Regions from separate parts of the Homo sapiens genome. Here regions 1 and 3 are each linked to region 2. The links are chromatin contacts, found by Hi-C or POLR2A ChIA-PET in ENCODE. All regions are on one chromosome and are shown on one strand. Each heading gives the region's core, a stretch centred on a gene start or an enhancer-like site at or near the end of the contact. The rest is flanking DNA. Distances are from core to core; before and after follow the strand shown.

Evidence for each region. A loop is a pair of places that touch in the nucleus more often than their neighbours do. ChIA-PET counts read pairs that join two places held with the same protein, here RNA polymerase II (POLR2A). Pooled maps may share reads with other maps.
Region 1: a map of OCI-LY7 shows a loop between it and region 2 (2.0-fold over the local background). The contact joins the promoter of CR2 here to the promoter of CD46 in region 2. A Hi-C loop is called at or near these places in 1 of 168 maps with a recorded cell type or tissue (OCI-LY7) and 3 of 50 pooled maps. POLR2A ChIA-PET finds 5 or more read pairs at or near these places in 2 of 52 experiments (MCF 10A and PC-9).
Region 3: a map of endothelial cell of umbilical vein shows a loop between it and region 2 (3-fold over the local background). The contact joins the enhancer-like site here to the promoter of CD46 in region 2. A Hi-C loop is called at or near these places in 1 of 168 maps with a recorded cell type or tissue (endothelial cell of umbilical vein).

The regions. Positions count from the first base shown.
Region 1 is chr1:207,452,946-207,455,974 of GRCh38, forward strand. CR2 (complement C3d receptor 2) reads left to right here and starts at 1,383. Exons shown (of 20, transcript NM_001006658.3): 1 at 1,383-1,531. The coding sequence starts at 1,474. RefSeq lists silencers at 1,222-1,451, 1,832-1,941.
Region 2 is chr1:207,750,243-207,753,306 of GRCh38, forward strand. CD46 (CD46 molecule) reads left to right here and starts at 1,812. Exons shown (of 13, transcript NM_172351.3): 1 at 1,812-2,067. The coding sequence starts at 1,971. RefSeq lists silencers at 1,653-1,762, 2,342-2,699 and an enhancer at 1,863-2,072.
Region 3 is chr1:207,280,672-207,283,537 of GRCh38, forward strand. The region is part of intron 2 of LINC02942 (long intergenic non-protein coding RNA 2942); the gene reads left to right. All of the region lies in intron 1 of LOC107985251 (a long non-coding RNA gene), which reads right to left. Among named protein-coding and RNA genes, the nearest start is that of CD55, 40 kb to the right of the region's middle. Within about 2 kb of position 1,565, at least 7 of the 41 ENCODE cell types and tissues checked have a DNase peak (open chromatin) inside an H3K27ac peak, as active enhancers do; they include endothelial cell of umbilical vein, where a contact is called at or near this core.

The DNA.
Region 1 (3,029 bases), core at 133-2,632, 300 kb before region 2:
TCTGAGGACAGGTCACAAAGGACATTATGGCTTCTTCTTTCTTGTTCTCAGAGACGCTAGCTGGCATGTCACGAGGACACTCAACACACAAGCAGCGAGCCCTATGGCAAAATCCACGTGGTGAAGAATGAAGCTTCCAGCCAAAGGCTGGTAAGTGAGCCATCTTAGATGTGGATTCGCCTATCCCAGTTAACCCTTCAGATGACTGCACCTCCAGCTGGTGTCTTAACTGCAATCTCCTGAGCGATCCCAAGCCAGAACCACCTGACCGACCCACAGAAACTGTGAGATCATAAATGTTTATTCTTGCTTTACACCACTACCTTCAGGGTAATTTGTTATTATAATAGATAACGGACTTAAAAGTCATTCTCCAAAAATAATTGTGGTGTATTCGTCAAAAATGTAAAGGTCATGCAATACCAAAAATGCTGAGGACATTTTTCCAGAATAAAGAACTGGGGGTGGGGGGAAGGCATAATGATCAAACACAATACATGATCCTGAAATGATTCTGGACCAGGAAAAACAAAGGTTGGTTTCTATTGTTGTTATTGTTTTTACCATAACACAGGTTATTGAGATGATTGTCAAAATTTAAATACAGATGGTAGCTTATAGTCTTGTGTCAATGTTAAGTTCTTATTTTTGATCATTGCACTCTAGTTATGGAACAGAAAGTCCTTAGTGAACCATTTAGAATAGGAATAAATGCTAGATGGTTCCAAAGTAATAATTATATAATTATAATTATATAATCACATATATGTACATATATGTCTATAGAGAAAGAATAGAGAATGGTAAAGAAAATACAGCAAAATGTTAACATGCAGAGAATCTGGGTGACAAGTATATGGGAATTCTCTGCAGTACTCTTGAAACTTTTCTGTAGAGATTACTTCAAAATAAAGAACAGAGCAGAAGTGGCTGCTGTTCCTAAATTCCCTAAGTAAACTTACACTGCTTTTTCAAACTGGGAGATGAATCCACTAATAGGTTTTGAAATGAGTTTGGTGGATTTCTAATAAGAATAGGATAGCCTAGCCTAGTCTAGCATAACACAGCATGGCACAGAGGACGAACATTGTAGATTACTAAGGGTGAGTACTAACTTGTGAAAGTTTTGTTTAAGTTCTAGTAAGAGAAACAAGTGAGTGTAGTGGGTTGCGTGGTCAAAAAAGTGGGGAAGCCACCGCAACGAGGGGTGAGTCTGAGCCAAAGAGTGGCTCAGAGCTCCCCGCCCACCTCGTGCCGGGCCGTCCCTCCCGCTTGTCCCACCCTCACCGGCGCCGCGTCAGCCCCCAGGCCGCCTGCAGGTGTGCGCTCAGAACTAGCACGTGTGCCGGACACTATTTAAGGGCCCGCCTCTCCTGGCTCACAGCTGCTTGCTGCTCCAGCCTTGCCCTCCCAGAGCTGCCGGACGCTCGCGGGTCTCGGAACGCATCCCGCCGCGGGGGCTTCGGCCGTGGCATGGGCGCCGCGGGCCTGCTCGGGGTTTTCTTGGCTCTCGTCGCACCGGGGGTCCTCGGTGAGCTGGGAGGGGGAGCACGGAGGTGGGGACGCGTCCCGGGCAGGGAAAGTTTCTGTGCCGCGATGCAAAGCAGGGGGCCAAAAGCGAGACGGTGGGGGCAGTGCTCGACGCGTGTCCGCCTCCCGCTAGCTTTGAGGGACCACTGCAATAAACCGCCTGGTCCTGATTGTCCCCACTGGCCCCTCCGGGAGCTGGGACCTCCAGAATTGGAGGCTGCGCCACAGAGGGGCGCTGTCTGGTCGGCCCGGTGTGGCTGGCGGCGTGCGGGTGCTCGCGGTCTCCTGCCGGGCTCCCCGCCCCCAGGATTCTGCAGGTGCTCATCGCTCTCTGGCCGGCGGTCAGCGCTACCGCTCGCCACGGGAAACCTACCCACTGCATGAGGCACCAGCTAGCCACGTGAGGCTGTTTCTGTACACCCGAACCGCGCTCTTGCCCAGCAAAAGCGGCAGAACCTCGGCTCCCTTCCCTAAATAAGAGTAAGACCTGGTTCCCAAGCATGGGTCTCAGATTTTCTGAACTCTAATGTGATATTGGTAGAGATCCTAAACATTAACCATCCGTAGTTATTTTTGAGACATGGATTAAAACTATTGTTTTCTTCTTGTTATTAACCTACTGTAATGGTGTGGACGTCCGCAAAGGTCTCATTCACCGTTTATTATATCTTTTTTTCCTCCAGATTGGCTTGATTTTAAAGAAAGATTATAATTAAGATTAGCGTCTCTTGGCTACAGGATGGGTCTAAGTTTCTAATTATCTCCACGGTACCGTGCATTCCTAGTTTATAAGACGTTTACTGTGTGCAGACCTCAATAACTGGGTGACTTTTGGCAAGTCATTTAGCTCCCTGATCTTCAGTTTCTTCATCTGTAAAATGAAACTAGTGATTAACTGGCCTTCCACCTCACTGAGCTGCCCTGAGCACAGATGAAACTAAGCAAAGAAAGTTGGATGTTAGTCGTTACTACTAAATATCAGTAATAAGCCTCCTGTACAGACTTGATTTTATGGAGCCAGCATTTAAGCTAACAAGCTGGGTGTCCAATTGTTTCTATGGACATCCAGCTTATTGAGGTGTCTGGAATACAGCACATATTAGTTTATTACAACTTTTTGCTTTCCTGACATTTTACTGTCTCCTGACCCTTAAACCTTTCTCCAGACCATTATCTTCATCTCTTTTCTTTTTCTGCATATTAACTCCCTTTGAACAAATGTATATTCACACTTTTTCTAAGAGCAGAGTACGTCCCTGACTTCTCACCTATTTCTAAATTTCAAAGAGGATATTATCAACTGAAAATCAAATTCTTCACCAGTCCTGCCAATTCAGGGCCACAGCAGCAGCATCATGTAGGTCACTTAACTGGAGCCCCATGAAATACCAGGTCTACCTATCAGCCATTCAAGCTACTGTGCTTCTGTTGTTTGTCCATTTCTCATTTTTGTACCAGTATTCCCATCCTAAGCATTATAATTACCTGTGTAACAACCT
Region 2 (3,064 bases), core at 562-3,061:
TCCACACTTAATGTCTTATAATCTCTGCCAAGAATTTAAAAATTTTTGTTGGTCGGACAGGAAGAGGAAATTCCATGGTTTGGTGAACCCAGAAATTGTTCAGTACATCTCGGTTATAAAACTGTGTTAAATACACTTAAACTCTATAATTCTATAAGACCCATTTTAGGTTTATACACTGAGCATCCAGTTCCTCACCGTCCTCTCATAGGTTAACCCTGTGTAATACAAGTTCTGCTCCCATAATTCTATGAACAAAACAGCCCTTGATATATAGGTTTGATTTTTTAAATACATTTTCTTTACTTTATTCTAAATGTAACATAAGGTCAACATAGAAAACTGAAAAGCATAAGGAAAGTGAAATATCTGTAATCTTATCAACCATTGTTAATTTTGCTGTATTCCTAGTTTCTTTTTATACATATCAATATGGTACTTTTGTTTTAATAAAAGGACTGCCAAAAGGCACATGCCAGTTTGGACTCTGCTTTTTCCACTTACAATGATATCATAGTTTCTCATATTTGGTATTCTTTTGCAATATTTGCTGCATAGAATTCCATCACACAAAGGTAACTGCCAGAAATTCTTTATTACTTTTGCTAGACACTTAGGGTTTACATTTTTTCAAAAATTAATCACATCAGAGTTTTGATCACATCAGAGCTTTGATCACAGCTCTGATGATTTCTCTGGGAACTGAGAGCCTAACACAAGTCATGTCCACTTTAAGACTTTTAACATACTGAAAAGTTATGTTACAGAGTGCTGGTCCCCCTGCAACACGTTCACTCACATTGGCTGACGTTTTAATTCTTTGCCAATCTGAGGGGAAGAAATGTCAACTCTTTGTTTGCTCTTTTAATGTCAGTCATGTCCTTTTCCTTTTACCGGTCATTCCGGTTTACTCACAATCCTACAAATCAATCCTGCTCATTCTTAATTTTCCAGTATTGTTCCTCAGATTGTTTCACCAGAAAAGTTCTCCCCCTTATCCACTCTTCACCTAACAATTTCTACCCATCCGAATCCTTCTGCATTTATTGCTTCCAGGAATTTGGCACTTAGGACACCCTTGTCCTTACATTGTTCATGCATGTATATTTCGTCTTCAATAAAAAATTTAGTTGCTCAAGGGCAAGGGCCCCATAGAGTCTCAATATTCTAATTGCCTGGTGTTGCTTAATAAATTAGATTCGGAAGGGTCCCCTCCAGGGAGGGGAGCAAAGGGCAAATTACCTTAGGGGCTGGGAGTGCAGAAGCCAAACCTTTGAGATTGTGAAAACAAGACGGCCCCGAGACGATCCAGTAGCAGGCATTCAAGCAAGAAAAACTCAAATATTGTTCCCAATAATGCCTGACTAATGCCAAATACCAAGTAAGGGCCCAGGCAGTCCTGACAGCCTGCAGTGCCCCAGGATAAAACTAACCCTGAGGGGTGCTAGCCCACGGTGACCCCCTGTCTAGACTCTGGATCTCTATTTTTAGGTCGAAGTGCTTTATTCTTGACTCCCGAATTCCCGGAAACTATTACCAAAGCAGCTTAGTTTTCTCTCCACCCTGCCTGGGTCACAAATATGACGGCGAGCCAGTCCTTTCCCGCAGGACGCCTCAGGCTTCCGGGATGGTAGGCCAAGGGCTTAGCAAGAAAAAAGGCGGCCTCGGGGAACCTGTTCTGTTAGGTTCCGCCAGGGCCTCCCCCTGACCTCTCGAAGGCCAAGGGCTGCCCATGAACGCCGAGGCTCCGCCCCGCGGCCCGCCGATTGGCCCCAGCCGCCCTGGTGACTCGACGCACTTCCGCCCCGGGCGCGGCTCGGGCCACGCCCACCTGTCCTGCAGCACTGGATGCTTTGTGAGTTGGGGATTGTTGCGTCCCATATCTGGACCCAGAAGGGACTTCCCTGCTCGGCTGGCTCTCGGTTTCTCTGCTTTCCTCCGGAGAAATAACAGCGTCTTCCGCGCCGCGCATGGAGCCTCCCGGCCGCCGCGAGTGTCCCTTTCCTTCCTGGCGCTTTCCTGGGTTGCTTCTGGCGGCCATGGTGTTGCTGCTGTACTCCTTCTCCGGTAGGACCCCGGGGCGGGTTCGCGCGTCCGCGGCGAGACTAGAGCTCTCCTCAGTCGGGCAAGAGTCGCGGGGCGGGGCTCACAGCAGGCCGTGCCTGTTTGGGGACAGGGTTCTCTGAGGGGTGCAGTGCTCAGATCCCGGGGGTATGTGGCGGGGAATGCGGGGACCACGCAGAGCCCGAGGTGAAGCTTGTTTGGTGGCGTCGTGTGCGCGGCCAGCATTTACGCAGGATCTGGCTGCGTCCCTAAAAAAAGCGTGAATCGTGTTTTCGGGATTGAGCCAGTCGGCCAGGGGAGCGCGGACTGGGCGCCCTAGGTGAGGGCTTGTTCTGGAGTGCACAGGTGCGTGGGAGTGTTGCTAGGGCCCGTGCTGTGTCCGTGGTGAGAGTTTGCCCTGTGTTCCCTTGGTGCCTTGGTGAGTGGGGTGTTCATTAGGGCTTGGACAGTACCCGCGGTAAGGGTTGCAGTGCGTCTGCTGTGCCCCATGTGCTGGGCTGGGCGAGCAGGGGCCTGGCCAGGTGTTGCTGGGAGCGTGCTGTGCGTAAGTGGCCTGTGTGCAGAGTTCACTGTGGGCAAGACAGCTCAACTGTTTGCTTTGAATGGAGTGAGCGCGGACTCTGGGGCTAGGGAGGGCATGTTGAGTGAGAGCAGGCTCTCGGTGCCTGGGGTTAGAGAGGTGGTAAGGGCGCGCCATGCTTTTTGTGCCTTCTGTGAACAGTCTCCGTGTTACCTGAGCTCCTATTAGTTTGTAAATGGCTGCTTTTTTGGGGGGTGGGTGGGCCATCGAGTCTTCTTCCTGTTCCCAACCAATATAGATAGTATCTGATTCCATTGCCTAATGGCTTTTTGACATTGTTTTCCTTCTTTTCATTACTTTGAGTCATATTTGAGAGATGTGAAACAACCTAAAAAACAATGGTAGCCAAACCTAGTGAGAAATTAGTATCCTAACAAAGGAAGGCAGATAATGTTAATCTTGTTTTCCCCTGCAGCTCAT
Region 3 (2,866 bases), core at 315-2,814, 470 kb before region 2:
TCAATGGTAGACTGGATAAAGAAAATGTTATATACCGTTGAATACTATGTAGCCACAAAGAAGAACAAGATCATGTCCTTTGCAGCAACATGGATGGCGCTGGAGGGCATTGTCTTAAACAAACTAATGCAGGAACAGAAAGCCAAATACCACATGTAGATCACTTTCTGTGAGCTAAACATTGACTACACATGGAAACAAAGAAGGGAACAATAAATCCTGGGGCCTACTTGAGGGTGGAGGGTGGGAAGAGAGCAAGGATCAACAAACTCTATCGGATACTATCCTTATTACCTGAATGGTGAAATAATCTGTACACTAAACCCCTGTGACATGCAATTTACCTATATAACAACCTGTACATGTACTCCTGAAAGTAAAAGTCAAAAAAAAAACCAAAACTGTCTTTCCTACCCTCTTCAATGCCTATTTCCTTGATAGGATGTTAAAACCTGTTGCTGAGATTGCTCATCTGATTTTTGATTTTCATGAAGGTGCTTTCTTGTGTGCATAGTTGTTCAATTTGGTGTTCCTGTGGAGGGGGAAGATCATTGGAGGGTCCTATTCAGCTATCTTGCTGTGCTTCCTCTCAGAACCACTTTCTTGCTTGCTCCTGCCACACCGGCCTTTCCTGTCCTCAAAATTGCCCAGCACTTTCCTGTCTCAGGCACTACGTACATGCTATTGCTCCTGTTTTGTACTCACTTTCTTCTCTCACCTGGTTAATTCCTACCCATCCCTCACACCTTAGCTTCAATGCCACTTCCTCAGAGGGCACTTCCATGATGCCCCTAATCGACAATTGGTTCCTCATTATTCTCTCTTAGTATTCTTCATAGAGCCTCATTTGTAATTTATTTTGTAATTACATATTTATTTGTACATTTGCTTGTTTATATGGCTCTTCTGTTAGACTGTGAATTTCATGAAGGCAGACATCCTGTCTGGTTTCTTTCTGAGCCACATCCCAGCACTTAGCACAATGCATGGTACTTGAAATGAGTGCCTGAGACATATCTGTTCAAAGAATGAATGTATGTGTGGATTATATGAAACGATTGAAAAAAAACCTGGACTCTGTTAAATTACAAATTGTGTAACTATAACGGATTGAGTGAAAAATTATTGACTGAGACATCAGAGATCCTGTTGACAGTCAAGAGTTGGTTCAGTGGTTATGGCAAAATGGCACCAGGTCAGTAAAGAAAGAAGCGAGGGGATGGTTCAATAGGGAGATGTGGGGATGGAGTGCTGGGGCTCTGAGATGAGCAGGGTGAGGGTGCACATGCTGGTAGGAAATGCAGATCTGATGAAGACTGGTGAGGTGAGAAACAGGAATTGGGACAAAAAGCTGTCAAAGAAGTCAACACAGTGGATACAAATAGTCTTGGCACGTAGTGGGGTTCTGTATCCATGAAATGAATAGTAACAGCAGAAATCCAGATAAAGAGGAAAAATGGGAGAGCATTTTGAATGCTCTCTCATTCTATCCCATGGATTCTACTTTGAATCTATGTTTATGAAGTCTGTGGAGTCAGTGAGTCATAAGACCATATCCTGCTTTTCTCAGGCTTCAGAGACCAAACATGAAAAACAACATCTTTCTTTTCAGCCCAGTTGTCACTATTTTTAAAAGAGGAGGAAGTTCTTACTGTAATTCAACAGGTTCTGTTTCCTACTCATTAGTTTTCTAATATTCGTCATGCAGTTAGAATGACTGAATTTATAATGACAAATATGCCTGCCCTCAATAAAAGTCATGAGGATCATGGATTTACATTCTGGAAATAAGTAAATGTAGGGGTCAAGGCTTGGAAAAATTTTGAATAAAAATAAATTGATGGGCTGAAAGGTACAGCAATATAAATTTCTCTTCCACCATAAAACATGTAGGGGTGGAAGGTGGAGATTTTGCAGGAAAGGCAGTGAGGCAAGAAGCATCAAGATAGCTGGGTTTCTGTTTTATCTGTAAAATAAGAGTAAAGGCAAACCTGTCCAACAAGGCCAGGTGTGGGCGTGGACAGGGCAGGGTTGGAGTCACTCAGATTATTTTGAACAGAAAGCAAAGGTGATGGTTTTGATTGGTCTGTTTCCAGTTTTGTTTTTTCAGGTAGTAGGAGTAGATAGCAGACATGAAGGAAACTGAAGGCTTAAGGAACAGGCTGGGAACAAAATTCAGCAGGAGGGCAGGGAAGAAGCAGATAGGGCAATTCCTGTAACTTAAGGGAGTTTGCCCTGAGCAGCATGGAAATGAGGAGTTGATTCATGTAGCCTTGGTTTATTGCAATTAGACACTCCCAAGTTTTAGTAGATATTCAACAGCTAGGCAATAAATGCATTCTAGAACTGTTTCCTTTTCCAGTGAAGAGAAACTACTTTGAATCCATGTTTATGAAGTCTGTGGAGTCAATAGGTCATAAGACCACATCCTGCTTTTCTCAGGCTTTGGAAACCAAATATGAGAAATAACACCTTTCTTTTCAGCCAGTCGTCACTATTTTTAAAAGAGGAGGAAATTCTTACCATAATTCAACAGGTTATTTTCCTTCTCATTAGCTTTCCAATATTCATCATGCAGTTAGAATGACTGAACTTAGAATGACAAATATGCCTGCCCTCAGTCATGACCAAAATATCAAATGCTCTATTTTGGTAATTTGAGCTTGTGCATTGCAAGCCCAGTTTCTCCTGACTCCACAGGTCTTCTCCTTGCAAAGACTTATCCAACCTTAACAGATAAATCCAGGGTTCTGTATAGCCTTGGGCAAGTTGATCTCATAAGAATAGAGACTTTAGTGGCTAAAATCTTATACAAATAAGCAGTAATAGTCATTTTATATAAAAAGTATAGTGGTAAAAAAGTCAT